Regions from separate parts of the Homo sapiens genome. Here region 1 is linked to region 2. Evidence: read pairs that join two places in POLR2A ChIA-PET (ENCODE). Cell type or tissue: MCF 10A. All regions are shown on one strand. Each heading gives the region's core, and the rest is flanking DNA. Links, peaks and the distances in the headings are about the cores only.

Region 1 (15,635 bases), core at 4,568-12,567, 220 kb after region 2:
GCTAATGACATATATATGTATGCAGAATAATCCCAAATTTACATCTACGGCCTGGACTTCTAGTCTATATCAGAACTTAAGTATCCAACTGCCTACTCAACATCCCTATTTGGGTAGCTACTAAGAATCTCAGCCTAACATATCCACTTCTGTTCTCCTGTACTTCCTGGCTATAGCTGCCTCTGTTCGTTCTTGTCATGCAAGTAAAGAGCAACTCATTGCTCCAGGTGCACAGAACTGCAAACTCAGCCACCCTTGCCCCTCTTTCTCTCACACTCTGTATCAAGAGTATCCAATCTTTTGGCTTCCCTGGGCCACATTGGAATAAGCATTGTCTCTGGTCACTCATAAACACACTAACAATGGCTGAAGAGTTTTTAAAAATCACAAAAACATCCCATAATATTTTAAGAAAGCTTATGAATTTGTGTTGGGCTGCATTCAAAGCCATCCTGGGCCACATGCAGGCTGTGGACCGGTATTTGAGACCAGACTGGGCAGCAGCTTGTTCTATATCATCAATCAATCCTTGGTCTCTGCTAGCTCTACTGCTGCCATACTGGTCCAAGTCACCAGCATTTCTAGCTTAGAAGCCTCCTAATGGGTCTCCACGTTTCCATCCTGCCACTCCCTTCCACATGGTCTCAGCACAGTACCCAGAGTGAGTCTGTTAAATGTAAATCAGATGGTGTCCCTTCTCTGCTCACAACAGTCTCATGGCTTCTCATCTCACTCAAAGTAGAAGCCAAAATCATTCAGAAGCTCAGAAGGCTCTACAGGACCTGGCCCCTCACTTTCTCCTCTCCCATGCCCCAGCTCCCTCTGCTTCAGCTACGCTAATCTCCTTGCATCAGACCTTTGCATTTGATACACTGTCCTCCTCCCAGGAAAATATTTGCCCAATTTATTTGCATGGTTTACTCTTAACACCTTCTTGTCTTTATTCCAATGTCACCTTCTCAGTAACAGCTTTTCATTCCATTAAAAAAGGAACCTCTCCCCGCTACCACCACCTGGAACAGCCTCCCTTCTTCCTGGATTTATTTTGTCTATAGCATCTATCATCATCTACTACTACATTTTTCACTATTTATGTTGTTTACCGTCTTTCTCCCCCTTCCCACTAGAGTGTCACTTTCATTTCAACGAAGATTTTTTTCTGTTCTGTTAAAAATTCTAAGTGCTGCCGGAGCACTTAGAAAAATACCTGGCCTGTAATAGCTTCTCAATAAATATTTCACCAATTAATTAATTAGTTCTTTAATGCTAGGGGATTTGAGGGGAATAATTTGGCTTCTTAAATAAGGGACAGGCATCAGAGGAGTCATTCCTGTCTTTAGAAATGCTGAGAATACATAAGCAAAAGTATAGAAGGAAGTCTTATGTCATATTGAGCCACTGAAGTTTCACCTACACTCTCTTACCTCCAGACATCCCATTGTGTAAGGAAAACAACACCTTATTCACTTAAACTAGGTGTCAGCAAACTATGCCCCACAGGCAAATTCTGGCCCGCTGTCTGTTTTTGTAAATAAAGTTTTATTGGAATACAATCAGGCCTATTCATTCATGTCAATGGTATCTCTTGGGCTGCAAGAGTTACAAGGCCCACAGAGCCTAAAAGATTTACTATCTGCCCCTTTACAGAGAAAGTTTGTTAACTCTTTATTGTGGCAAGTGTCAGCTGAATTTTCTGTTGGTATCAGTCAAATGCATGGTGTGTTGCTCAGGTGTCCTGCTGCAGGGAGCTCACCTGAATGCTGGCCCAGCCGCTAACTTCTGGATCCCCAACCTCCTTGTCAGAACCACACTTCCTCCAAACTGCTCTTTCCCAGTGGCTGAGCACAGATGCCATTCCTGTGAGATGCAGGTCTTCTTGCACTTTGGCTGGAGGACTCCCATCAACCTGGCCAAAACATTCCTGCAACTGCTCTGGAATCTGAGAGTGCCCTTAGCCAAAACTTCTTCCTTCTTTCTTCCCTTCATAGGGGTCAGACCAACATCATGGCCTAAGGGGCTCCCTACCTACTCCTCCTTCTTTCTTTAACCTTCATGAGTTCTTCCTCCAATAAATCTGTTATCTTGGCTTCTGCTTCTTAAAGAACCCCAACTAATAAACATTCTTGCTTGATAGACTGCAGTCATGGAACTGGTACAATACGATCCTTAGATTCAAACTAACACCTCATGGTGTTGGGAAAGCATGCAAAACTCATGCTTTCCCAACACTGCTCAAATAGTACCATATCCCTGGACACTTGTTTTGCCTTCCTCCTTATGTTCATTTATTCAGCAAGGAAAACACAAGAGCATTTATGCTCATGGACCACATTTTATTCACATGTATACTCCAGCACCTAACAGAGTTTGTCAAACAGCTGGCAACTTTACAAATATTGCTTGGATGAATGAATAAGTGGATGAACAAACATTTGTTGAATATCTGAAATGTGTGCATTTGGTTTAAAGCTTTTCTGTGTTCCCAATTCAACTGAAGGGACAGTATACAAATGACAATGTTCAAGAACAGCTCAGCTGTGTTGTCTAAAATGTATGAATAGGTAAGAGCTGTAGACAATAGGATCAGCAAGGAGATCACTACAATAGTACTGACCATATGTGATAAGGGTCAGAATTTGGTATCATACAGTGAAAGTTGAAATAAAAGGAAAATGAAAGCAAGGTTTTAGAAAAATGAATAATTGACAGGCGATTAATTGGTCAGAGAAGTCAAGCAAGACTAGAGAGCAAGATGCCTCAAGGATTCTGAGCCTAGCTGCCTGGAAGAAAGATAGCACCATTTGCCAAAATGAAGATTTTAAGGAGCTACTATATGGGGCAGGAGTTTGTGAATTCTGGCAGGAAGCAGAGGATCATTTGAATAAAGTATTTAAAAGATGATTGAAGAAGTGAGATTAGCTCTTGGGAAGGGCTGTCAGGACTAGAGACAGTCTTGAAAGTCATGCCACTAAGAGAGGACAGTAGAAATTATGAGAATGAATGAGTTCTTGGGTGAAGAGTATGTAAAAAGACAAAAGTAAAATCTAGGGTGATCCCTGGGCCAGAGGTGGTGGCTCACAGCTGTTATCCGAGCATTTTGGGAAGCCAAGGCAGGACGATCGCTTAAGGCCAAGATTTTGAGACTAGACTGGGCAATAGAGTGAGATCTCATCTCTACAAATTAAAAGAAAACTTAGCTAGCATGTGGCATGTGCCTATAGTCCCAGTTACTCCAGAGGCTGAGGCAAGAGGATCGCTTGAGCCCAGGAGTCCAAGGCTGCAATGAGCTCTGATTGTGCCACTGCATTACAGCCTGGATGACAGAGTGAGAGCTCATCTCTATTAAAAGAGACAAAAGAGTGATCTTTGCATTTAGGAGGTGGGAAGAGAAGAAAATGCCAATAAAGAAAATGTAAAGTAGTCAAGGGAAGGATGAGAACCAGAATTGTGACATGATCCAGAGACTAAGAGAAAAGAGAATTTTAAGAAAAGAGCAGTCACTGATAGGAAAGGATGTGGAGAACTCAGAGAGCTTGGACAAGTTGGTTTAGATATTTGGGATCAAATGAAAGGGATTAAATGAATGAAAGCTTGAAGGGTCACCACGATCACCCATCAGCTTATCAATTTGGTATGTGTTTCTGTTTGTTTTCTTTTTCTTCAAAGAAAAGTAGATTGTTCAGGTCTTCAGCAGAGATTAAAGCCTCAACGGAGGTAAAAAAATTGAAGAGGATAAAGAAAGGAGATGAATGAGATAACAAGTTCCTGGAGGAGGCAGGATGGCAAGAGGATAGAGAATAAAAATGAGAAGTCTAGCTTTGGAAAGGAAAGTGAAACAACTGTTCCTCTAAGTCAGAAAGGAAGGATGAGGGCACATAGAGAAATATTCTCCATGGTATCGCTTCTCTACAACAGACCAGAGCTGTATTTGGAGTATTATTCAGCACCAGGGCTCTACTGTAACTTAATTCCCATGTTGGCCAACCCTGAAATAAGGTTAGGTCTAGTCTAAACGAATCTCTTATCTATGTACTATTATCCAACCATATTGACACGGAACCTTATAGATGTACTTTCCTTTTTTTATGTGAATATACTGTGTCCTTTTTTTAAAAACAGAATGATCATCCAGCTAAAACTTATATGACTCTCCAGACCCAAAGTGATATTTTTTAAAAAGTCATCACATATGAATGCAGAAATGTCCCTGATTATCTCAAAAAAAAAAAAAGAAAATGATAAAAAGCAGTAAGCAAATGAGCTATGTTCAGTGCATTTGGTTGAGAGATTTCTGAGAAGGTTGTTTACATTTGCTTCTAAATGGTGATCTCACTAATAAATTTCCTGTGGACAGAAAAGAGGCCATTAAAACAGACATTTATTCAATGTCTTACAAGTTGCACATAGGTTTCAAGTTATCATTACAGAGAGGCCTAAGGGCAAGTCAATTGGGCAGTGCGTATATTGCCTAGCGGTCTTAAAGTCTTAAGCCAGCTTGCAAAGATCTGATGAAGCCTTTTCTCAAATGGATGTTTTAAGATACATCAGTTTCTTCACTAGTCTTTTTCTGACTAATTTTTTGCTCATTTTTCTGGAATCTTGAATTATTATAAATTTTAATGTGGAAGTGCGCCAGAGCGATGCCATGAAGTCTGTTGAGTCAGAAGTATTAACCCAAGTGACAGATTTTCTCAACGGGGAGACAGGGACAGACTGGGGAAGAAGGGAATGGGGAATAGGGCCCGGGAGGGTCATCAACATTGTTTATTCATATCAAGAAAAAACTGGCCAGGTGCGGTGGCTCATGTCCATAATCCCAACAATTTGGGAGGCCAAGGTGGGAGGATCACTTGAGCCCAGGAGTTTGAGACCAGCCTGGGCAATATAGTGAGATCCCGTCTCTACAAATTCTTTTTTTAAGCCAGGTGCAGTGGCTCACACTTGTAATCCCAGCAATTTGGGGGGCCAAGGCAGGCAGATCACTTGCGGACAGGAGTTTGCGACCAGCCTGGCCAACATAGTGAAACCCCATCTCTACTAAAAATAGAAAAAATTAGTTGGTCGTGGTGGTACATGCCTGTAATCCCAGCTACTCAGGAGGCTGAGGCATGAGAACCACTTGAACCGGGAGTTGGAGGTTGCAGTGAGCTGAGATTGTACCACTGCACTTCAGCCTGGGTGACAAAGTGAGACTCTGTCTTAAAAAACAAACAAACAAACAAAAAAAGCCAGATGTGGTGGTGCATCACATGCCTGGGGTCCCAGCCTGGGCAATAGAGGGAGACTTTGTCTCAAGCAAAACAAAACAAAACAGAAAGAGTAAATTTCACCCTCCTGGTTTCTTTCTAATGTTTCCAGTCAGTGGGCTTGCTTTAACAAGTTCAAAGTTAGCTTAAAGCAATAGCTGCAATTTTTATTTCAAAATCTCTTAGCAATAATAATGCCTCCGTTTGAGGGAGATGAAGTGAAACAAACTAGAGGTTAAGAATCAGAACATCTGAATTTGATTCTAGGCTTGGATCACTTCCTCTTTTGTAACGTCAGGCCAGTGGTTCTTCCAGGCATGGGTAGACTGGACATCCTCCCTAGACGGTGAGATGAGCACCCAGCGGCATCGCCGTCGGCAAATCACTTAACCATTGTGACGTTCCATTTCCTTAACTCTATATAGAGGGAATGGAGCTCACTAGGGGTTTGGATTTCTCACTGCATATTAAAAACACCTGTGGCATCTTTTCTAAATACTGATACAGGGCCCCATCCCAGACCAGCTGAATCTGATCTCTGAGGATGGGGGATCACGCAATGGTATTTCTTTTGAGATGCTCCATCCAAGTGGTTCTAAGGTATAGCCAGAGTTTATTGTTCTTCAGGTTGAAGGTTGCTTTATACCAACCCTTCAGCATTCTAAGACTCGCTGACTCACCCCAAGGCTCACATGCCCAGGAGGAGACAAGAATTCATTCAGATGGCTTCATGCTCACTTCATGCCCACAAAATAAAAATAAAAATAAATAAGAAGGCATGGCCAAAGCAAAGTGTGTGCTTTTTTCCCTTCTTACCATTTTTTTTCAACCTAAAAAAGTTTTTGTTGAGGTATAACATTGGTACAGTTTGATGAATTTGTTTGATTGCTTGTTTTTGAGATGAGGTCTTACTATGTTGCCCAGGCCGGTCTTGAACGCTTGGGCTGAAGTGATCCTCAAGGGATCCTTGAGCCCAAGAGTTCAAGACCGGCCTGGGCAACCTAGCTGGAACTACAGGTTTATGCCATCGCACCTGGCTTGACTTTTTGCATATATACACACCCATGTAGCCACAACCCAGATCAAAATGTAGAGTATTTTCAGCCCCCACACCCCTCAGACGCTGGTCCTACTATTTTGAGAGGCTATAGGAGGACAACAGAATCTGGCAGATGCCTGTGTCCAGTGCCTGACATGTGATTTTCTAATTGTACTGTTGCATCCCACAGCTGTTCAAAATAAATACTTGGATGCAATTTTCTCATTTCTCTTGCCATTAGGTATGATGCAGAATTTGTTTTGGCTCCTGCTTGTGAAGTTATCGCACATGCTCTTTTTGTTCCTTTGGAAATCACATGCCTAATATTCCCTTTGTGTCTCAGAGATATTAATTGGATGAGCCCACTCCCCACTAGCTCTTGAGGGCAAGAACTAGTCCTATCTTTCTCACTCCTGCTGTATCTGCAGCCCCTATATGCTCATGAGCATTTGTTGCACGAAGGCTGAATAGAAGCATGGTATATGGGTAGTATAAAAAACAGTAGATGACATATTCTGTGACTTTAAGAAGTTTTTAATCATGTATATGGTGGAGGTATATTCCAAAGTTTGGTTGAGGTACATTCCAAATGCACTGGAAGCATGCTGTGAATAATTATAAAACAAAACATCGTTGGGTTCAAAATTACTTAATTTTGACTCAAATTTCAATAGACTAAAAACTTACAGGGGACAAGGAAAGCAAAATGAAGAAGTAATCAGAATGGTAGCCTAATTAAAGGAGAGTGGTTTCGTGGATGATGAGCTCAGGTCTTGAGAGATGCAGAGAGAAAAGACAAGCGAACACCCAGACTGGTGCAAAGATTCATGCAAAAATGTAAGGGCAAACATCTTGCAACACTTATGAAGTGAGGTGAAAGCACACTGAGTTGGATACAGAAAGGAGAAAATAACAGGGGAAAGAGAGAAGTTAAAAAGAAAACCAGTTGTTGGAGACCTTAAGTAATAGGCTCTAGTTTTTGGTAATGAATCGCTGGATGTGCTACAAACAGCATATGCAGGAGCTTGTTCTGGCAGCTGTGCAGAAAGCAGAGAGGAAAGCTGGATGTACAGAAATGATTAGGAGGCTGCTTTCCCAATCCAGACATGTACCAAATTGTGGGTGGTAGTAAGCAGGTACAATTAGTAATGGTAGTAATGAACATGAGAAAGAGAAGATAAAGGAGGTCAAGGTGTTCAACGTCATATTAAATATGCTGGTATTAGTCATAGAAATGGGAAATTTGGGACTGAGTGACCACCTAAGGGAGAAACTGACAGTCATACTCAGCTATTCTGTTAGCTGAGGGCATGTGAAATGCCTGGTGTTTGAGCAACACCAAAGGTAACATTCAGAATGACTGGACTGCCGTGAAACAAAAAGGCAGATAATCCCGCTCATTCCATTGCCAGGTCTGGGATATTTTGAGTCAAAAAGGCTAAAGTTGAGACTACTTAAACCCCACTTATTATCTTCTAGACATGTTTAATGTATTCATACACATGCCCTCCAGGAGACTTATGAAAGAGACAATTAGGATGCATATAGAGAAACGGGTGGGGCCACCACTTTCTGGCCAGGTAGATTGAGCCTTTGCAGCTTTAAGGTTTGGCTGGCATCTTGTCTGCAAACATTTGACTGTACCTGATTTGGTGCCATTAAAGGAAGACAACAGAGCTTCTTACAACTGCACATCAAACTTTAATAGCACTACAAGTTAGACAGTGGATGATTGTGTCCATTTAAAAGGTGCCAAATGGTTGATAACTGTGTTTATGTCTTGTTTCTAGATATGCAAGCAAAGATAAACACAATTGAAATGCATTCGTTGGGTTGGGAGCTGATCACCGGCTAGAATTTATAAAACCTTTGCATGCCCTAAACAGCATTTATTTCATAATTGTCCAAGTGCATAGCTGGTGGTCCTTTTTCCCTAAATTATCAAATACCAAACATTACTGGAGGCAGAAAAGCAGAATGCAAGGGGCAATCACAAGAATGGTAAACCCATTCTCAGACAGAGAGTGAGAGAGTAAGCTCTGCCTCTTGGGTATTCAAGCAGTGAACCATGCATGTGAAAAGAATTTAGCCCAGACAGGCCTCACCAGGCTCTCCAGGGAACATAGCGTTCTCACAGCAGCAAAGAAGGAAACACAAGAGTGACGTGGCCTTTTCTGCCAGGAGCATCTACAGTAAATTGTTCAGGTAATTTATGTCACTAAAGTATACAGTTTGTCATCTTCCAGACAGTAAAACAACACAAACACACACACACACGCATATTCTTTTAAAAAGAAAGGAAAATATAAAGGAGTCAAAATAGAGCAAATAATAATGCTCTTTGCAATATGAGTCTAAATGCATAATGTTGCCTCTATGATTTTTTAAAAATGAAATGAAATATTCCCAGTATAATATGTTTGTGCCCATTCTGCAGATATTAAAAAAGAAAAATATTTTCTTGTCACTAAAATATTTTAGTGCATTTTTAATTTGGGTATGTAATTTCATTTTGGAGGGCAACACCATAATAAATGGAGCACATAAATATAATATAATAAAATTCAGAGTTGTTGCTTTTTCATGATTACATGATAGCCAGGTACCCACTTTTGTGTAGAAAGCTACTTTGATCAATTGCACTGATTAAATGGTTGTTACACAAGTTCACAATAGGTTACAAATCTTGATGCACATAGAGACTTAGAGAAATATTAATCGTTTCAGACATACCTTGCTTCTGTAAGTCAATCTTAGATCCCAGTTGGTGAAAAAAGAAAGAAACAAGGAAAAACTGTTACAGTTCAAACAATATTGTGGGAATTGGCAAAAATGCAGCAAATGCCAAAGGAAATCCTGTGAAGGCTCTTGAGCCAAAGGCTGCATAACTGAAGTTGGAACTGGCCCCAAGAAATGTTGCACAACCACATTAAAAAGTGGACAAAGGGACAGGCACGATGGCTCACACCTGTAATCCCAGCACTTTGAGAGGCCGAGGCAGGTAGATCACATGAGGCCAGGAGTTTGAGACCAGCCTGGGCAACATGGTAAAACCCTGTGTCTGCTAAAAATACAAAAAAATTAGCCAGGCATGTGGCACACCTGTAATCCCAGCTACTCAGGAGGATGAGGCAGGAGAATCGCTTCAACCCGGGAAGCAGAGGTTACAGTGAGCCGAGATCGCATCACTGCACTCCAACCTGGGTGTCAGAGCAAGACCAAAAACAAAAAACAAAAACAAAAAACCAAACATAAAAGTGGACAAAGAATGCGAACAGACACTTTTCAAAAGAAGACGTACATGCAGCCAATAAGCATATGGAAAAATGTTAATTATCACTAATAATTAGAAAAATCCAAATCAAAAACCACAATGAAATACCATCTAACACCAATCAGAATGGCTATTACTAAAAAGTCAAAAAATAACAGATGCCGGCAACGTTGCAGAGAAAAGGGAACTCTTATACACTGCTGGTGGTAGTTTAAATTAGTCCAATGTTGTGGGAAACATTGTGGCAATTCCTCAAAAAACAAAAAACAAAACTACCATTCAACCCAGAAATCCCATTACTGGGTATATACCCAAAGGAATATAAGTCATTCTACCATAAAGACACATGCATGCATATGTTCATCGCAGTACTATTTACAATAGCAAAGACATGGAATCAACCTAAATGCCCATCAATGGTAGGCTGGATAACAAAAATGTGGTACATATACACCATGGAATACTATGCAGCCACAAAAAGAGTGAAATCATGTCCTTTGCAGGAACATGGATGAAGCTGGAGGCCATTATCCTTAGCAATCTAACACAGGAACTGAAAACCCAATACCGAATATTCTCACTTACATGTGGGAGATAAATAATGAGAACATATGGTGCTATGGTTTGGATCTGTGTCCCCACCCAAATCTAATGATGAATTTTAATCCCCAGTATTGGAGGAGGGGCCTGATGAGAGGTGATTGAATTGTGGGGGTGATTTCCCCTTTGCTGTTCTCATGATAGTGAGTGAGTTCTCACAAGATCTGGTCATTTAAAAGTGTGTAGCACTTCCTCCTTCACTCTCTTCCTCCTGCTCCAGCCATGTAGGACATTGTGGCTTCCCTTTCACCCTTCACCGTCCACCATGATTGTAAGTTTCCTGAGGCCTCTGTAGCCATGCCTCCTGTACAGTCTGCAGAAATATGAGCCAATTAAACCTTTTCTCTTTATAAATTACCCAGTCTCACGTAGTTCTTTATAGTAATGAGAGAATGGACTAATACAGAAAAATGGTACTGGGAGTGTGATATTGCCATAAAGATATCTGAAAATGTAGAAGCAGCTTTGAAACTGGGTAGTGAGCAGAGGTTAGAACAGTTTGAAGGGCTCAGAAAAAGACAAGAAGATGAGGGAAAGTTTGGAAGTCCTAGAGACTTGTTAAATTATTGTGACCAAAATGCTGATAGTGATATGAACAGTGAAGGCTAGGCTGAGGTGGTCTCAGATGGAGATGAGGATCTTATTGAGAACTGGAGTAAAGGTCACTCTTGCTATGCTTTAGCAGAGACTAGAGACATTGTGCCCCTGTCCTAGAGATCTGTGGAACTTTGAACTTGAGAATGATTATTTAGGGTTTCTGGTAGAAGAAATTTCTAAGTAGCAAAGCATTCAAGATGTGGCCTTCAAGATGTGGCCTGGCTGCTTCTAACAGCATATGCTTATATTTGTGAGCAAACAAGAGATGATCTGAAACTGGAACTTACATTTAAAAGGGAAGCAGAGCATAAAAGTTTGGTAAATTTGCAGCCCAGCCATGTTGTAGAAAAGAAAAACCTATTTTCTGGGGAGGAATTCAAGCCAGCTGCAGAAATTTGCATAGCTAAAGAGAAGCCAAATGTTAATAGTCAAGACAATGGGGGAAATGCCTTGAAGGCATTTCAGAAACCTTCACAGCAGACCCTCCCATCACAGGTCTGGAGGCCTAGCAGGGAAGAATAGTTTTGCAGGCTGGGCCCAGGGCCCTAATGCCCTGCATTACCTCAGAACACTGCTCCCTGTGTCCCAGACACTCCAGCTCCAGCCATGGCTAAAAGGGCCCCAGATATGTCTCAGGCTGCTGCTCCAGAAGATGTAAGCCATAAGCCTCGGCAGCTTCCACATGGTATTAAGCCTGCATGTGCACAGAGGACAAGTGTTGAGGCTTCGTAGCCTCTGCCTAGATTTCAAAGGATGTATGGAAATGCCTGGATGTCCAGGCAGACGTCTGCTGCAGGGGCAGAGCCCTCATGGAGAACCTCTACTAGGGCAGTGTGGAGGGGAAATGTGGGGTTGGAGCTCCCACACAGAGTGCTCACTGGGGCCCTGCCTAGTGGAGCTGTGAGAAGAGAGTCACCAACCTCCAGACCCTGGAATGGTAGATCCATCAACAGCTTGCACCATGTACCTGGAAAAGCCACAGGCACACAACACCAGCCCATGAAAGCAGCCAAGGGGGCTGTACCCTAAAGAGCCACAGGGGCAGAGATGCCTAAGGCCTTGGGAGCCCACTCCTTGCATCAGAGTTGCCTGGATGTGAGACATGGAGTAAAAGGAGATTATTTTGGGGCTTTAAGATTTAATGACTGTCCTGCTGAATTTCAGACCTGCATAGGGCCTGCAGCCCCTTTGTTTTGCCTGATTTCTCCCTATTGGAATTGGTATATTTACCCAATGCCTGTACCATCATTGTATCTTAGAAGTAACTAATCTTCTTTTGATTTTACAGGCTCATAGTCTGAAGGAACTTGCCTCATTTCAGGTGAGACTTTGGACTATGGACTTTTGAGTTAATGCTAGAATGAGTTAAGACTTGGGGGACTGTTGAGAAGGAATAATTGTATTTTGCAATGTGAGAACAGGAGATTTGGGAGGGGCAGAGGCAGAATGATATGGTTTGGATTTTTGTCTCCGCCCAAATCTCATGTCAAAGTGTACTCCCCATTGTTGGAGGAGGGGCCTGGTGAGAGGTAACTGAATCATGGGGGTGGATTTCCTCCTTGCAGTTTTCATATAGTGAGTGAGTTCTCACAAGATCTGGTTGTTTAAAAGTGTATAGGACCTCCCTCTTCATTCTCTTCCTCCTGCTCCAACCATGTAAGATGCACCTGCTTCCCCTTCACCTTCCACCATGATTGTAAGTTTCCTGAGACTCCGCAGCCATGCTTCCTGTTCAGCCTGCAGAACCGTGAGCCAATTAAACCTCTTTTCTTTATAAATTACCCAGTCTCAGGTACTTTTTTTTATAGCAGTGTAAGAATGAACTAATACACATGGACAGAACGAGGTGAACAACAGACACTGGGGCCTGCTTGTGGGAGGAGGGTGAGGAGAAGGAGAGGTTCAGGGAAAAAAATAAACTGCTAGGTACTATGCTTAGTACCCAGGTGATCAAATAATCTGTATACCAGATCTCCAAGTTACAAGTTGACCCATATAACAAACCTGCACATATACCCCTGAACCTAAAATAAAAGTTAAAATATTAATTTTTAAAATAGAAATGTTGTGAATGAGGCAAAGCATGTCTAGATGCCTCCCTTCTTTCAGCAAGCATCATTTCCAGGATCTCCATGCATCTTCAGATTGTCTCTGTCTTAGCCATGTGCATCCTATCAAATTCTGGTGATTATAGCATGAAATTGGGGCACCCCTCCCCAATGTTGTAAGAGGGGCCAGCTATAGTCCTTCTGCTGGGGAGTAAGAAACATGATCTTGATCCATGTGGGTGACTTACTTATGATTTCTGGAAACATTGGTTTCCATGGCATGAAAATAAATTTGAGGTTCATTTTCAGAGTGACTACTTTCAGTGTTCTTATATGGTATATATATGTGGTAATGACCAGAAAAGATAAAAGTGTAATTACACATGACTTCATAACTATCAGATACAAGTATAGCTTTCTCAAAACAAAATACAGAAATGGCATTTTAGGAGGTGATGTGGGAAAGCAGAGAGCTGACATAAGGAAGAGCAATGGCCATGGGTGGATTGGGAGTATGGAGAGTGAGAACTAAATTTCAAAGGTCTTTTTAAAAAGAATGAAGGGCAAGGAAATGTGATCAGTAGACTGTTCAGAGGATCATTAGTGGAGGAGAATGAAAAGACAAATCACTAGGCCCTCTTGCCCATCAGGATCATATATAGTCTCTGCAACAACAAAGGATCGCTGAGAAAGAACAAAACATGCCCCTGTGTCCATTCATGTAAACACTTTCTCTATTACTCTTGGTTTTCAGGGATCTGTCTTTGTTTCTTGCTTCTGTGGAAAGAGTATTTAAGTTAAGGTAGGGAGGAATGTACCCTCTAAGCTTCAAGCTACAATAGCAGTATTTTCTCACTTTGGTATTTTTTACTTCCCTTGCATTGTCTTGGCATTTATTAGAGGGTAGGTAGACTGTGTAGGAGTGCATCCTTTCTTAAGGCTGAGAATCCCTCAGCAAACAGAGGTTGGGGAGTGGACGTAGGCTAAGGGCAAATCTATTGTTTGTTGGGATCTTAGTGTACACTAAGTAAAAGCTTACTAAGATTACTATTACAACTGAAAATAAAACACTCATAAAAGTAAAAATAAGTGACCAAACCCACTTTACAGTCACTGCTGTATGAGCCTTTCAGTGAGAATAACACTGGGCAGGTTTCAATGCTTGCCCATAAAGTTAAGGTGGGGAGGAATTTTCTAGCTTACACTTCATCAGAAGGGCCCGGTAGTGTATTATAAGTAATTCAGAGATATGCAAAGACCCATGCAGAATGCAGAGTAGCTCCTGACCTCATTATATGTCTAGATGTTCGTGAGTTCTAATTCCGCCTCTTACTGCTACAGACACTACTGTTCCAACTCCCCCATCCCAGCCTACACTCAAAGCCAGCCTCGTCCACAGCCACATAGTCTTTCGTTGACTCATTTAACAAATATTTATTATGCCTCTGGTATGAGCAAGGCACTCTGATATGCTTTGAGGGTATAAAGATGAAAAGACTCTGAATCAAGTGTGGGAGGGACATGTAAACCAACAATTAGAGTGCAGCATGATAACAGGCTATGAGGGGGGGATGCCCAAGGAGACCACACAGGTGGGGGTACCCAACTCAGCCTGAGGTGGCAGGGGAGCTGGGGAATTGCATTCCAGGCAGAGAGAGAGCACTAGAGGCAAAAACAAGCAGGGCTGGGTGTGGTGGCTCATGCCCATCTCATCCCCAGCTTGTTGGGGAGCTGGGGCAGGCTGATTGCCAGAGCCCGGGAGTTCTAGACCAGCCTGGGCAACATAGTGAGACCTCATCTCTACCAAAAAAAAAAAAAAAAAAAAATTAGCTGAGCTTGGTGTCTCATGTCTGTAGTCCGAACTACTCAGGAGGCTAAGGCAGGAGGATCACTTGATCCCATGGAGGCAAAGTTTGCAGTGAGCTTAGATTGCACCACTGCACTCCAGGCTGGGTAACAAAGTGAAACCCTATAAAAAAAAAAAAGAAAAGAAAACAAAGAGAGAAAGAAAGAGAGAAAGAAAGAAAGAAAGAAAGAAAGAAAGAAAGAAAGAAAGAGGAAAGGAAGGAAGGAAGGAAGGAAGAAAGAAAGAAGGAAAGAAAGAAAGAAAGAAAGAAAGAAAGGAAGGAAGGAAGGAAGGAAGGAAGGAAGGAAGGAAGGAAGGAAGGAAGGAAGGAAGGAAAGGAAAGGAAAGAAAGAAAGAAAGAAAGAAAGAAAGAAAGAAAGAAAGAAAGAAAGAAAAAGAAAGAAAGAAAGAAAAGAAAGAAAACACAAGCAGATAGGAGTGAACATCGTTTCTTGAGATCAAGCACAGTTACATGCAGAACAGCAACAGGAGAAAATGTCATCTAGCTGAGAGGGTCTTAAAGACCCTGTGCCTCTGAATATTTCCTCATTGACTGGATGCTTAAAACAGTCCCATCTCTGATGTCCTTGAGTTAAGGAACAGTCTCTCTCTCTCTCTCTCTCTCTTTTTTTTTTTTTTGAGTTGGAGTCTCACTCTGTTGCCCAGACTGGAATACAATGATCTTGGCTCACTGCAACCTCCGCCTCCCGGGTTCAAGCAATTCTCCTGCCTCAGCCTCCAGAGTAGCTGGGATTACAGGCATGCACCATCACACCTGGCTAATTGTTGTATTTTTAGTAAAGACAGGGTTTTACCATGTTGGCCAGGCTGGTCTTGATCTCCTGACCTCCAATGATCCTCCTGCCTTGGCCTCCCAAAGTGCTAGGATTACAGGCATGGGCCACTGCGCCTGGCCCAGGAACAGTCTCTTTTAATACTAAAATCTTTATTTGAAGAGATGAAATATATGAGCCTTATTAGCCAC
Region 2 (15,635 bases), core at 2,753-10,752:
ATGCCTCAGTATGTAAAGTTTGAATTGGCTGAATCAATCCTGATTCTTCCGCTTTCTATATTATTGAATTGTTGGTTAAACTGACAATAAAAGTTAAAATTCTTAGCAGATGTAAAATGTGATGGATATTGGGCGAAGTGTCGACAAAAGTGTTTTAGGCTGAGAAGGATATCCTTGGGAGAGAAAGAAAAGAAGAGACCACTCATACAATAGTATGAGACTATTGCTTATGTTTTCATAGACTTATGTTTAATTTTTTAAGATTCAGAAGTCTTTCTGAAACTTTATTTTCTCTCTCTCTCTTTTTTTTTGAGATGGGGTCTCTCTCTCTCTCTTTTTTTGAGATGGAGTCTCTCTCTCTCTCTCTCTCTCTCTCTCTCTAGCTTGGGCTGGAGTGCAGTGGTGCAATCATAGCTCACTTCAGCCTCAATCTTCCAGGCTCAAGTGATCTTCCCGCCTTGCCTCCTAAAGTGCTGGGATTATAGGCATTAGCCACAGTGCCTGGCATATTTCTATTTCTGAATTTTAAATTAAAATCAGTAACATCTGACCAATATCTTCACTTGAGTATCAAGGACAAGTTTGACGCCTTTGGGAGAAATTATGTCTTCTATTATGCCAACACATTACACGTGGTAAGCACTAAAAGTTTTAGGATAGTAATTAACAAAATATACCTCAGTTTAATGCTTTCTCTTAAAATAATGCTTTCTCTTAAAATATTTTTGATGAGTTGTTTTTCTCATATCTTATAATGATGATCTGCTTTCAAATCTTCACTTTCCATGAAACTACTCTGTGTTTCAGGTGTCATCTAACTTTTTTTTTTTTTTTGACAGTCTCTCTCTGTCACCAGGCTGGAGTACAGTGGGGCAATCTCGGCTCACTGCAACCTCTGCCTCCCGGGTTCAAGCGATTCTCCTGCCTCAGCCTCCCGAGTAGCTGGGACTGTAGGTGCACGCCACCATGAGCAGTTATTTTTTGTCTTTTTAGTAGAGACGAGGTTTCACTATGTTGGCCAGGCTGGTCTTGATCTCTTGACCTCGTGATCTGCTGGCCTCAGCCTTCCAAAGTGCTGGGACTATAGCCGTGAGCCACCATGCCAGGCCCATCTAACTTTTAATATAGATTGTATGATGTTTTCATAAAACAAGCAGGGCTCAGAAAGGCCGTATAAAGCCACAGAGCCAGCAAGCAGCAGAGTCTGCATTTTAATCCATATGTTCATGGCTTCAAAGCAATGTTATTTAACTCTAACAATGCAATTGAACTAACAACTGACATCAGACACAAATATTCTGAAGAACCTGGAGAAATAGAAAAGAATTGGATAGAACTGATGGCTCATGGGCAGAAGCTGTGCATCAGGAAGAGGAAATAAATGGCATTGTTCAGCCATGAAGCCATATAATTTCAACCTGACTTTCCTTCTCTATTGTCCTGTCTCATTGTCTAGCTTGAAATGTGGCCGCAGTCATGTCAAGTGGCTAACTTCCTGCATATTTGGTTTCCTCATGGGAGCTTAGTAATTCCTGATTGATTTAGAGCAAGAAAGTAAAATAAATTCTAGTTTTTCCAACTTCCATGCCATGGAAGTGAAAATGTATTTTCACATTGATGTCTTTAACCACTTCCCCTGCACGAACTAGTGATATGATGCCAATTCTCAAAGGATCTGACTTCTCTTTGCATTTACATAAGTTCTCCGAGCTCAAGGGTAAGGTAATGTACACTTCCCCTGGCAGCCAGCAGGCTCAGAGGCATTCTCTGTTGGTTAAAACCACTTCTCTGGGTCCCATTACCATATTGCCTGCAACCTAATAATGCCACGCCAAATTTGGCCTTCTGATAAGCAAGAGTAACTTCCTCTATAGCCAGAGGGAGGCACATAGCATGACTTTGGAGCCAGACATAGCTTTATATATTATATTTACTTTAGGGGGCAATTCATTTACGGGCACAGGCAGGGACATAAATACCTCCTTTTCATGAGGGTCCCAGAGGGACAGCAGGCATACAATGTCACTTCATACCACACAAACAATACAACATAGAAGACTCCTCCTAGCATAATAAACAAGCCACAGTCACCGTGTTCTTGACATTGACAATGCTTTTTAAAGTTAGATCAAAAAGGTGCTTGGGCTTTTTAAACATGTTTTTAAACTTGGTGTCTGTCTGGACAGGGCAAAAAGTCCTCTCCATCTGTTGGATGCAATAGACCTGGAAGTCGCGTGATTTAAATAAATTGTGCTTGCAGCATTTTGAAGGTATTTTTCCTTAGGAGCTGCATGGTAAAAAGAAATTATTTGGGGTTTTCGTTCTGTCCACAATGTTTAATCAAGTATAGTTTATATTACTTTTCTTTTGATAATTAGACAAAGCCTGGTAGAACAGAGAGCAATCCAATAAAGAAGTGAAATTTCAGCTTACATTTTTCAGAGGATCACTGAATACATCTAAGATTTACAATTTTAATTATTGGCTATAACTATTAACTTGTAATTAATTATATAAAGTATTTTGATATTTTGATAGGTTTCTTAGGAGTTTTATTTTTCTTTTTTAAGGGAGGCAGTAACTAACTTCTCTTTTAAAAGAAAATTAGCTTAAACATCAATTGGAAGTTAAGGCCAATATTAGAGAAACATCAAATTACTTCCAAAAATCAACCAGTCTGTCTCCTTGTGTCTGTCCTGCGTTTTGAAAGTGTGAAAAACCAATAATAGAAATTTTTCTCCAAAATAAATTAAATATCATTTACCCAGGAACAGGAACAAAAAGTTTCTCAGTCCTAAGAATGTAGTCATCAACATATGTCTCTCTGTATAAATGTATGCCTGTTTAGAAGAAACAAAATATTCTTCAGACAATATCTACTTATACTCATTAACAATTTATTTACCAAGAGTATGCACTCTTTCTTACTAGAGTAATACTGAGTAAGGAAAAGGAATTCAGACCTGTATCCAGCCAACATGGGTATTATTGTCTCTAACCAGTCATATCCATGTTAGAGATTGTCTGGTTAGAGTTAGAGCAGGGACTCATATATGACTGGGACACAAACTGAGATAGATAAATCCCAAAGATAGACATGGATAAATTGCTAAGGGAGGCCCTATTTGAATTTCAATAGACTCAAATGTTAACTCCTGCCATCACAAGCAGAACAAAACATTGTATGCTCAGATACCAGAGTGTTTAATTCATCAGCGGCTCTGTTGATCCATGTGTTGTATGGGATCTCCAAGATGTTCACTTTAGTAACCTACCTGCTCATGGAAACAACCAAACTTCAGTTTAAGTATGGCTTATCTCTTTACTCATGATTGGCATTTGGAGCTTCTTTTTTTTTTTGAGATGGAATCTTGTTCTGTTGCCCAAGATGAAGTGCAGTGGCAAAATCTCTGCTCACTGCAGCCTCCACCTTCCTGGTTCAAGCGATTCTCCTGCCTCAGCCTCCCGAGTAGCTGGGATTACAGGCGCGCACCAGCACGCCCAGCTAATTTTTGTATTTTTAGTAGGGATGGGGGTTTCACCGTGTTGGCCAGGCTGGTCTCCAACTCCTGACCTCAATTGATAACACCCGCCTCGGCCTCCCAAAGTGCTGGCATTGCAGGCGTGAGCGACTGTGCCTGGCCTCATTTGGAGCTTCTTGTAGACTTCTGAGAAATGATTTACCTCAGTTGAAGGAAGATGGATTGCATGTCACAGGCAAAGTGTGTTTGGACAAGCTGTGTGAGAGTTTTCATGGCTAGCAAATACATTGTCCCACAAAAGGACATAAAAAAAAATATCTCACTCTAACACTAAGAAATACCACAATTGATGTCATAGTTTTTAAATAACAATTTGTATAGCTGTGGTCTTGACCCACAACAGTCAGTTCTATCCAAATACCTTGCAAGACTTGTTTCCAACCGTCTCTATAAACAGTGAGAGCATCATCCAGTGTCCTGAGGTAGTTGATTTAAGCTCAGAGGCGGGCCTCGCTCTCTTGAAAGAAGCTAAAGGATATTTCTCCTAATGCTGGCAGGGAAGAAGAATTATCAGTTTACTCCACAACATTGACCAGCTCAAATCACACAAAAACAGAAACTTTCCATGGTTTCCAAGCTGTGGCGTTTTCTAATAGACTTTTCTGCCTATCAGTAATTCTTTCCAAGAGGTTGGAAAGATTCTTTTTAAATTTATCTTTAAAGCAAAGGTAGAGCACCCTTTGGAAATCATAGGTTGTTTATGGTGTCCTTGCTGTACTGTGAAATAGTCAGGGGCAGTAAGAGTTTCGGTTGTGGCTGGGGAAGAGTCTATCTCCTCACCATCCCCCATCCCCCATACCCATCTGCCCTTCTTAGGGATTTTATTCCATCAGTGGTGGGAAGGATCATCTTCAAAGTCAGTGAGAAAAATGGCATTCACTAGAGATGTTAGAATTTGGAAAGAGTGGCCAGGCCCTGTGGCTCATGCCTGTAATCCGAGCACTTTGGTAGGCCGAGGCGAGTGGATCGCTTAAGGCCAGGAGTTTGAGACTAGCCTGGGTAACATAAGGAGACCCCCACCTTAACAAAAAAATTTTTAAAATTAGCCAAGCATGGTGGCCCCTGTGATCTCAGCTACTCAGGAGGGTGAGGTGGGAAGATCTCTTGAGCCTGGGAGGTTGAGACTGCATTAAGCAGTGTTTGCACAACTGCACTCCAGCCTGGGTGACACAGCGAGACCCTGTCTCAAAAAAAATTGCAAAGAGTTACTGGTGGGACCCCAACACCCAATTTGTCAATGGGACCACTTCCAGAGTTTCAGGATTTACTACTCCCAGAATAGAGTTGCAGTTGAATGATACAATATGTGGTAATTTATCAATAATATGATTAGTACCATTTCAACCAAGGTCCAAAAAATTCAATGGAGATTTATATGAGACAGATGTTCCCTGAGATAATTCCTGCCAATAAACACAAATGGGGCTCCAAAGAGCACCCATAAACAGGGTAAGAATTAAATAACAAAAACCGGAGACAATGGAAGGATTATGAATATTCTGATGTACCATCTTTTTTTTCTGAAAGGCTTTGTATATTATTCATTTTTTTTCTTTAAGAACAATAAATAATATTGATGACTTGTTTCTGACTCTCTTGGTCAAGTAAAAGAAGTCAAAAGAATTCTAGTAGTGGCAGGGTGACCGAGTCTATTCTATATAGTGTCATTAAAATAATTGCTATTTGCAAGCTGACAAATTGTACCAAGATTCCCTAGGTTTTGTTTTTCTTTGAACCACATTTGGAACAAGAATAAACAAATCTCACTGCAAGGTGATGAATTGGATTTAGTCCTGGTTGATTCAGGCCTGGGCGATGGTTCTGAAATTCTTGTCTATGAGTCTGAACCTGTTGAGTCATTGAAAATCAGCAGTACTAGGGTGCGCTATGCTGGTGTAGTGCAAACCCAAAGCCATTAAAGGACGTAACACAATAAAATATTATGCTCTGGGTTGCCCAGGGGATGAGCAAACCTCAGAATGCCCAGACATGCACCTAAAATTAGGAGGGGTCTTCACATTCTTTAACAATGCCAATTCTCCTATTGTTGAGAAACACAAATTGGTGAATATTTCTGGATGGGTTTTCTCAAGCTGACAAGTGATTTTCTGGCTCTTTGTTAGAGAGAGAGAAAAAGGAGAGAGAGAGAGAGAAAGAATTGCCCTAAGGATAAACTATTGGGCTCAAAATCCAAAGTAGACTTAAGATGATTAATGTAAATTTTCTTGACTTCATTTATTTATTTGTAATAATGTTGTCATCTTTGTTCAATGGGATTCTTAGAAGTTTGTGGCATATGGCTTAAGTTACACTTGAATAACCTGACCTATACCTTCAAAATCTTGCACATGCACATTTTGGAAATTTTAATGAGTCAAATGTCAATGATTTTTTTTAGCAGCCAGTCCTTAACATGAAACACATAAAACACAAAATTTACTTTCAAAAAGTCAATTTCATACTCATCTGCAGCTTAGGATTAAATCACTCATATGAGGCAAGTAAACTCAGAGAATGATTCACTTTACAAGGGTTCTGCAGGAGGAAGCCTAAGACATGTTTGCCTTGAAAAAATAATACATCTCAGTTGTTTATCAACCTAAAATTCTGGGCACATTTTACACTAAAATAGAGAGGAGTAGGATTTCATTTTTTCTCTAATCAATTTCCTTCACAGAAGCAATAAAAATCAGACCCAAATATGCAAGGAGACTCAACAGTCGATGTCATTCAGTGCCTCTTTTCACTATGAAATAGATAATATTTTGTTACCTTAAGGAGATTACAGTGCTATCTGCTTCTTCTCCTGTTCCTCTTTCTCCTCCTCTTTCCTTTTTCTGGGGATGGGGATGTGAGATTTGGGAGAAGGTTAACTGAATGGCATATGATGAGGGACAATTTTAAGACATTTCAAACCCTTGTGTCTCTCAGGCAAATAAACAGCCCTATTTTTGTCTAAAGAGTGTGGGTTAGGGTCTGCAACCTGCCCTTGCGCAGCAATGGAGGGAAAGGAGAGTGACAGTTTCAGGGAGCTCAACTCACCCAGGAGGGGCAAAACGTTCTTTGTGAATTCCTTCAAATCACTGAAGCTGCCTGTCAGATTGCATCTGAGTGTTCTAGCATATCCCTGGGAGCCGCAGGCCATCCCTTGCTGCGAGGGTCCTGCGTCATTCTGAGCAGCAGTGCCTGGAATGCAGGCCCGCTGACTTTGAGGAGTGTCAGTAGGCTCCTTTCCCCAGAAGCCACACATGACCTGGGGCAGACAGCCTCTGAAAGCTAAGACTGGGAGCTGCTGGACATAGAGGAAGAATAAGACAGAAAGGAAGGAGGGAGGGAAAAGAGAAAGGAGGAACATAGGGTAATAAGCAGAAGGAGATTAAGGAATAACAGAACATTTTGTTGTCAGGAATGAAACCTATCTCCATGCCCACCCCCTAAGATTTGTTTACCCAGGTATTACTGCATACCTATAGCTATACACATACCCAGACACAGCCATACCTGTACATATACACATAACTATAGCTATACACGTACACACAGACACACGCACACCCATACCCACACATACACATATACATATACCTGTAGCCATGCACATGCACTGACATATGGCCATAAACATGCCAATAAACATGCACACAGCCATACACATACATACATGCATGTCCATACCCATACACATACACAAACACATACCTGTCCATGTACACATACACAGATGCATAGCCATAGTCCTACACATGTACACACTCATGCCCATACATATACACATAACAGTACACATCCCCATACCTGTACACATTCATAGCTATGTACATATATGCATATTAACCAGAATCATGATATTGTTCTTCTTATCAATAGAAGAATGTCATTACTTTCAGATCATTATACATATATCATTACTTTCAGATCCTCATGCATCATAACTGGAAACTAATAACTCTGTAAACTATAAACTGTGTAACCAGACATGTTTTTCTCAGCACGCATGGCTTCCATTCCCGTTTAGTAGTAAAAGCAGATCAGGGCTAAGTCCTTGTTAGCAAATCATGCTGATTTATTTTTATTTATGTGTTGCGCGTACTGGTTGGAAAGGTATTAAGCCTGTGGGACATTTAGTAGAATATTCTTCAAAATTCTTGAAATTGCTGATTCAGTTAGAGAATTCCACAGGCATGAGTTCTTACATGAACATTGCAGTACAAAGATTAATGACCTAAGCATTTCAGTTTTAGCTTCAAGTCTAAAGGTGGAAAGGGGCCCACTCATAATTAATAAAGTGATGCTGACTCATACAGGCTGGTAGGCTTTTTGCCATAAACAGAATAAGTGTATCAGCTTTAAAAACAAAATTTAGGCCTTGTCTGTTCCAGTTAACTTGGTATACATGAGTTCCATCAATCTCTATTTACTGTGTTAGACATTACAACTGAGGCATTTAAAAATATTTATTTATTCTTTCATTTTAAAATAACAATAAGCAATTCTATTACATGTTAACCTAAGTAACATATTTTTATAAAAAGCTATATTTTCCAAAACAAGAAACAAATTTAGTGAGAAGGGTGGCATCGCTTTATATTTTTGCAAGTCTCTTTAATGTCTGGCTTAACAGAAGACAGCTGGGTTCTCAAATCTGTTTCTGCATTCAATCTGCTGTGTTATGTTGATTTCGTTGAAACGTCTGAAAAAATCCAGTCTCACAGAGATAAGTAGTTGAAAAAGTGAAGAATTTGTAGCCTACCTGAAAGAGCACTGCTGCTGTAGACAGTAGCCTATCAGAATCTCACACCAGTTTCTAGCAAGATTTATATTTTCGATAGATTATTCTAACAGGCCAATGAATTAGAATGAGCGAGACTACCGTTCAGAGGCTATTCTGTATGGCAAGGTGATAGAACTGAAAGGGTTAAGTGACCCATTCATGTTGAAGGTGACAGAAAGAAAAGAGAAGAAGGTGACAGGGAGAGTGGAGGTGGAACACAGGTTTCTGTAGGGGATGACAAAGACTATGATGTTGCCATCAACTGTGGTAAGGATTAGCCTTTGGAAGAGTAAATCTTTGTGAGATAGGAGGAAGGAATAAAGAATTCTATTTTGAATATGTTGAGTGTGAGTTCCTGTTATGCATCCAGATAAAGGTGTTGGGGAGACATTTGATTCCATGAGTCTGAGATACAGGGGAGACGCCCATGCTAAAGACTGGCAATTGCCAGTCATCAGCAAACAAAAAGAGGCTAAATATTTGAGAATGGAATAAGTTCTCCAGAAAGAACAAGTAGAGTGAGGAGTGTGAACAAGAACAGACACTAGGAAACACCAAAGTTAAGGCTGGATGGACAGAGAGAATCTCATGAAGTGACCGAGAATGAGAATAACCAAGAAGCTGTGGTATAACTAAAACCATGAGAGTATAGAATTCACGAAGACTCTGGCTAATGGATTTACAGCAGCAGGAAAATCAAGCAGGATGACGACAGAGATATGGTTATTGGTGTTCGTAGAACAATACCAGTAGAGTGGGTTGGACAAGCATGTGGTATCAACTAGATTGTAGGGGACTGAAGCATAAATTGGAGGTATAAGTAGAAACAGTAGAAATAACTTTTTCCTAGAAATTTGGCCGAAAATAGAATGAGAAGAACAATGCTATAACCAAGCAGAGTCAAGAGAGTTTGATTTAGCACAAAGGAGACTTGAACATGTTTATGGGATAAGGCAATGAAGGTAGTTGCGGGAAGAACTTGAAGACATGGGTTATTAATCATCACAAAATATTCTAGGGGATAAAGGGAAAAAACTATCAAGAGAGCAGGTATTATGTCTCTTTCATTCTCTCTCAAATATCACAGAATATTGATCTTACGGAGAGAACACAGACAAGTTGAAAGGATTAACAGATTCAACAATAAGCAACAACTCATTTCTGTGGTTATTAAAGGACATATTAATAATTTGTTGACATTTAGTAATATGGGATGAGAATCTGGAAATGAGTACTCCACTACAAAAAAGGACAGGCAAGACTGGTAAGTGTGGGGGAGAAGGGGAAAAGATAAAAATTAGCCTAAAAACTACTCCCTTACCCTCCTGCTTACAAGTTGGTGTCTGCTTCTCAGGAAGGAGAGACAGTGTACCAATGACACAGGCAGAGTAAACTGCATGTCGTTCTCATTACAGACAGCAGCTGTGGTTTTCCCCAACAAGCCCCTTTGTTGTCATCAAAAATAACTGATATAAAGAATAAACTCCTTAGGGAACCTTTTCCAAATGGTGCTCCTTGGAACACGAGTGCCTTTTGAAAAATTCATAAGTCATTAAAAATTAAAGGGGGGTGGCCTGCAAGAATACATGGAGTTAAACAAAGTTAAGCAGATTTCTTAACAGAAGACTTGACAGAATCATTACTATAATTACACACATTGGGAAGTTTTCATATGAGTGATATAATAGGCACCATTTCCCAAACTCAATCATTCAAACATTGTGTGCATTGAACACTTACTGATTTACTGATTTATGCTGTAACTGTCACACCAAAGAGGGCAGTTTGGGAAACACTGCTCTAAGGTATTGTTAAACTCAATAATGCGTCCCTGATTATTACTGTCATGATTCTTGTGTCTCGTGAATAGTTACATTAGTAGGTACCCCACTTAAATAACCCAATCTTAAGGCTTATTTCCAAATAAGTGTACTACAACCCATATTCACAAGCCAGTTTTGGTGTTATGTTATGACAGTCTGTTTTTTATTTTATAACAACTATCACCTCTGAAAAAATAGTCCATGGACATCAGAGACTCTTAATAACAATGTTTTGGTTGAAAAGATGATAATAAGATGCTGTGGGGGGATCACAAAAGAGTAAAAAGCACGATCCCTGCTCTTAATGAGCTTAACAGTTGGCTGAGGTAGATAAGAGAATTACATGAAAAATTAAATGATATAAAAGTTACATTGTATTATACAGTAAATAAGAAGCATCATAATTAATCATGACGCATGATTAACTGAGATTAAAAGGTAATAGACAAGGTGGTATTTGTCACATCTAAGGGCATATATTTGTATGAATTGAATCACTACCCACACTCCCAGAAATATATGCACTTCCAAAAATGTGCTGCATCAACTTGGAGCCCCACCAAGACACTAGGCAGGGCTGCTTCTATTGTTTCAGGATACAGACAAGAGTGTTGAGACAAATCTCCTCCTTCCAAATTCAACCAACAGCTGAGAGCACAGCACCCTCCAACTCCCCTTAGAAGACCACAGTCTCCATCCCTAGATTGGAGTGGATCCCAGCAAGTTTACACCAAGGTCTGTTCTGAAGGAGAGACACTATCCCTCAACCTGGATCTCAAGAAGCTGGTCTGACACCCCAACCAGCCATCTGCTAACAGCCAGGCATTCCTGACATGATTGCTTGATGAGTCATTTTCAGAACTCTCAAATTTGTGAAGTGCATTGCTTTATTTCCATCCTCATTTTTCCCCCCAGCTAGAAAAGCTTCCTGATGTCGTTCTTCCTGTAAAAACATGATTAATTTTTAGCCCTTGATTAGATTCAAATTTCTGTAGAGGGCAGTGAACAGGTTGCTTTGTTCTGTCTCCAGCTAAGAACTCAAGGAAAGAAAGCCATTTAATGTCTTTTCTACCTTCGGGAGAATTCTGTGGACTTTGTCCACTGTACCATAGCATTGTAGTCACAGGGATGTGCCCACGGCTTTCAACACAAACTTGCAGCTCTTTGGAAATGGGCCAATAAGAATGCATACTAGAGAGATGGGCTAGGGAGCATTGAAAGATTGTAGACTTTGACTAGCAACTCCATTCTGATAGCTGTTTATCCACATTTTTAACATTTATAAAAATGTATAAAAATATAAAATGGCATTGTTTCTCATTGGGCTAGAAATTTTAGATATTCTAGAACTACCGTGGCATCAACATATATTTAAGACATGATAGGTTTAGACAAAAGTGATTAAACTAAAAGCCATTGGCATATGTAAGCATACGGTTCACTGATCATAATCCAAGCATCTAATTTTAATAAAATATTATCAATTGTGGTTTCAGTAGTCTGTATCATCTCCTGAACATAGTAAAGCCTCCTAAATATATGCCATAAATATCTTTTCCACACAGTTTTTTGATTCATATTTTATTTATTAGATTTATTTGTATCTCATTCTTTTCAAAACGTATTTGTAGTTGACATTACAAATGACACAGTAGGTAGTACAATAAGGAAGTGATAAGCAAATCAGTAAATGCATGCAATTATCAGCAAACAACAGTCATGGAAACCTCAACTGAAATGGACAGCTATGGGAAAATAGAGTGCTATAGATCAATAATATTTTATATTTTTATAATTGGATGAAAACATATAATGATAATATACAGTGGTTGAAATATATATATATCTACATAGATGCATGGACATAGCTTTTATAGTCTATTGTAAATATGTATATTAATACACAAAATAAACACACACATATGTGAAGAAAGAAGGATATAAAAATTATTAGAACTATAGGAAAATAGGAACTAATTGTTAAGCTTTAGTTCATGTTGAACACAGTAGCACAGAAAGCCAATAAGAATTTTGAGGGCATTTTATTTCCCTAATTAGCTTTTCCTGAAGATAGAAAATAAAGTGCTCTAATTTTAAAGAGCAAGAAGTAAAGCAAAGAGTTAGCAATGACCCATGTAAATGTGGATAACAAAACCACTCTCTTCCATTCTTCTCAGGTTTCAATAATTATTATTATTTTGAAATTAGAAGACATTTCAAAAGATACTGACAGGGGTAGGTCCTGAGTGAACAGGAGACAAAAATGTGTGAATTGCTATTATTGCTATTATATTTCATGTATATGCCAGGTTATTGAGTTTTGAAAGGGAATCCATTATCAGGAATGGCAGATAATAGCTTAGCACTAAGCATATCCTCTGGAACATGGTACTGCTCATGGGGAGACATTTGGAGCATCTAGATATCACAATACTAAGAGAGTAATAGCATTTACATAAAGCTAAAAATGCACATATCCAATAAAGTAAATTGGTTTTATACATCATGGGCAGAAAAATTAATAATAGATCTTTGAGAGCCCCAGAATCAATTATTGCCTCCTTGAAAAACCAGATTCATTTTGCCATTATTAAGAGGCAGATGATATGGGACTAGAAGGTAGGAACTTTCAATCAGAACATTGGCTATCTTCCAACATTTAGTACCATGTTTTAAATAATTATGTGCTTATATGATAATTTCTTGAATTGTATTTATATTTAATTTTATTCTTATTTATTTTTATTTTATTTTTTATATTTTATTTTATTATAAGGATCTCCCTCTGTTGCCCAGGCTGGGGTCCAGTGGTGTAATCTCATTTCACTGCAACCTTGACCTCCTGGGCTCAAGTGATCCTCCCACCTCAGTCACTCGAGTAGCTGGGATTACAGGCACATGCCACCACCCTAGGCTAATTTTGTTTAATTTTTTGTAGAGATAGTTCTCACTATGTTGCCCAGCCTAGTCTCTAACTCCTGGCCTTAAGTGATTCTCCCACCTTGGCCTCCCAAAATGCTGGAATTACAGGCATAAGCCTCCGCGCCCAGCATTTCTCAATTTTAAAGTTGTTAATTATTTATTGACATTTTGCTCAGAAAATGAGTGCTTAACATTCTTACATGCTTCTTCATTCCTACCCTAATTATTAATAATTGAATCATGTAGGATACTATGATTTCGTTTCCCTTTTTGTATAGCTGATCATTTTTCCTGTAGTCAATTATTGCTCTGATTTTTAGTTTGCTTGGTTTTCTATGCAGCTAACACAAATTCATCCTTTAACTCACCAATAATCAGTAAAACTCCCTTTCATGTAGTTAAATACATCAGTTAAACCTATCAGTTTCATCTTTTTCCTGAAGTCAATATTCCAGAACCTTCCTCCTCCTGCTCTCACACGAGTTGATTGCCCTCCAGGCCTGCTACACAATATCCTCTTGGAGCAAGCATTTCTTCTCTTCCACTAGGGAATTTCTTTCATTTCTCTCATGTGTTAGATTGCCTGTTACCTGGATCCCACATCTTCCTCTTTCCTGGTGTACTTACTCCTTTGAAAGCTCCTTTAATTAATTTCTGGGAATCCTTCCAGAATGTTCAGCCTAGAGCAGGACTTGGCAAACTGCAGCTTGCAGCACTGATTCATGGCATGTTTTATATAACCCTTGAATTAAAAATGGTTTTTATATTTTTAAGGGGTTGTTAAAAATCAAAAACAAAAATAAAAACAAACAAAAGCAGAATAATATGTGACAGAGGTTGTATGTGACCCATAAAGCCTGAAAAATTTATGATTTTTTTCCTTTACAGAAAATGTTTGCCAACTGCTGGCCTTGAGTCTGCTCTTCAACCCTAGCAGAGATTTTATAAAGATGAATACCCTACACCAAATCCTTTTCTTTGTAAATTAGACTGATTTACATTAGCTACACTGATGTGCCTAGGGTTTTTTCTTTCTTTTTATGATTTTAAATTAATGATTTACTGTCATAAAAGGCTAGTTTTCTATTAAAAGTTTTCTGGAGTCAATTTTGATAACATAGTTTTTTAAAAATGTGTCTTTTTGTCTTGATCCATTCTGCCATGATGCTGTCAATTTTATTAGCATTTATACAGAATAATAATGGCTCTGATAATTTCTCTAATTCATTTTTGCCTTCTATTTTAGTAATTTCAAATTCAGCTTTATCATTTCATTCTTCTCCTTTCTTCCTTGCTGTTCTTTTTTAACTTCCTAATTTGGTTGCTATTTAAATTTTAGCTTTAAAAACTTTCTAATGTAAAGATTTCAGCTCTGTCTCCTAAGCATTGATTTTTTTCAGTGTCTCATGTAATGACATGTTTTTGATGTTGAATCATTCTTTTGAGTACTCACATTCTATTTCTTTGTAGCCATTACCATTTTCTTAAATGCTATTATTAATCTTTTTATTTGTTTAGTTAATGTCTTTCCCCATTAAAATGTAAGCTTCTTAAGAGCAATTTTCTCACCTGCCTTGCTCACTGATACATGCAGAGGCCGCAGAACCCAGTAGACCCTCTAAGATATACAGGAATGATGAGCAATTGCTCTCTTTTCCTTCAAGAGCCAGTCACAATTACTTTCAGATGCTTTTTTTTTTTTTTTTTTTTTTCAGACAGAGTTTCGCTTTTGTCACCCAGGCTGGAGTGCAATGGCGGGATCTCTGCTTACTGCAACCTCCGTCTCCTGAGTTCAAGCAATTCTTCTGCCTCAGCCTCCTGAGTAGCTGGGATTACAGGCACACCATACCCAGCTAATGTTTGTAGTTTTAGTAGAGACAGGGTTTCACCACGTTGGCCACGCTGGTCTTGAACTCCTGACCTCAGGTGATCTGCCTGCCTCGGCCTCCCAAAGTGCTGGGATTACAGGCATACACCACCGCGCCTGGACTCTTTCAGATGTTTTATTCACGTTGAGACATTAATCTATAAATGAGGATAAATTATTACATCAAATTTCCTTTCACTGGGGAGAAGATTAAATACAGTAAAGTGTAGTTACTACAATATGTATTATAATATATAATAGAGGACATATTATTAACTATAGGGCAGCAAACAAGTTCTGATTTTTAAATTCTGCCATAACAATAGAATGTGTAGAAAGAAGCTTAGCGAGGCAATGTATATAGTGGACTAGAAATGTAGTTTGGATTTACTTATTCTGACTTTAGGTGAGTTACTTCATTGCTATGCTTCAGTTGGCAATGGTAACAATAATTATAACCTGCACGTTAGGAATTTTATTAAATTAAATAAGAAATCATTTTAATAGACACCTGATTCAAAATGTCAGTTCCAATTACCTTCCATTCCTTAACATGGTTCAGTCTTTGGGAACTGATGAATTCTGAGACTCAGAAGAATTCACTGCTTTAGCTATATTAATAGTTATAAATGGAGTCACAGTAGATACCTGGCTAATAATATCTTCATGTGTTATTGATTTCCGGAGGTATTTACAATCTATAAGAAAGT

The links. Peaks named below come from ENCODE experiments on the same cell type or tissue, not always from the same donor. Only the 100,000 strongest peaks of a DNase experiment are listed, where the experiment ranks them.
Region 1: POLR2A ChIA-PET joins it to region 2 with 21 read pairs; 2 of 35 experiments call an interaction of 5 or more read pairs at or near these places.

What each region holds. Positions count from the first base shown.
Region 1 is chr6:12,347,456-12,363,090 of GRCh38, reverse strand. No RefSeq gene overlaps it. Among named protein-coding and RNA genes, the nearest start is that of EDN1, 65 kb to the right of the region's middle. In MCF 10A, for the core only: no CTCF peak of the experiment used is centred there; DNase peaks (open chromatin) are centred at 7,590, 8,390, 9,180 and 12,260.
Region 2 is chr6:12,568,712-12,584,346 of GRCh38, reverse strand. It overlaps LINC02530 (long intergenic non-protein coding RNA 2530), which reads left to right. Exons shown (of 2, transcript NR_149140.1): 2 at 840-1,579. Among named protein-coding and RNA genes, the nearest start is that of LINC02530, 8.9 kb to the left of the region's middle. In MCF 10A, for the core only: no CTCF peak of the experiment used is centred there; no DNase peak of the experiment used is centred there.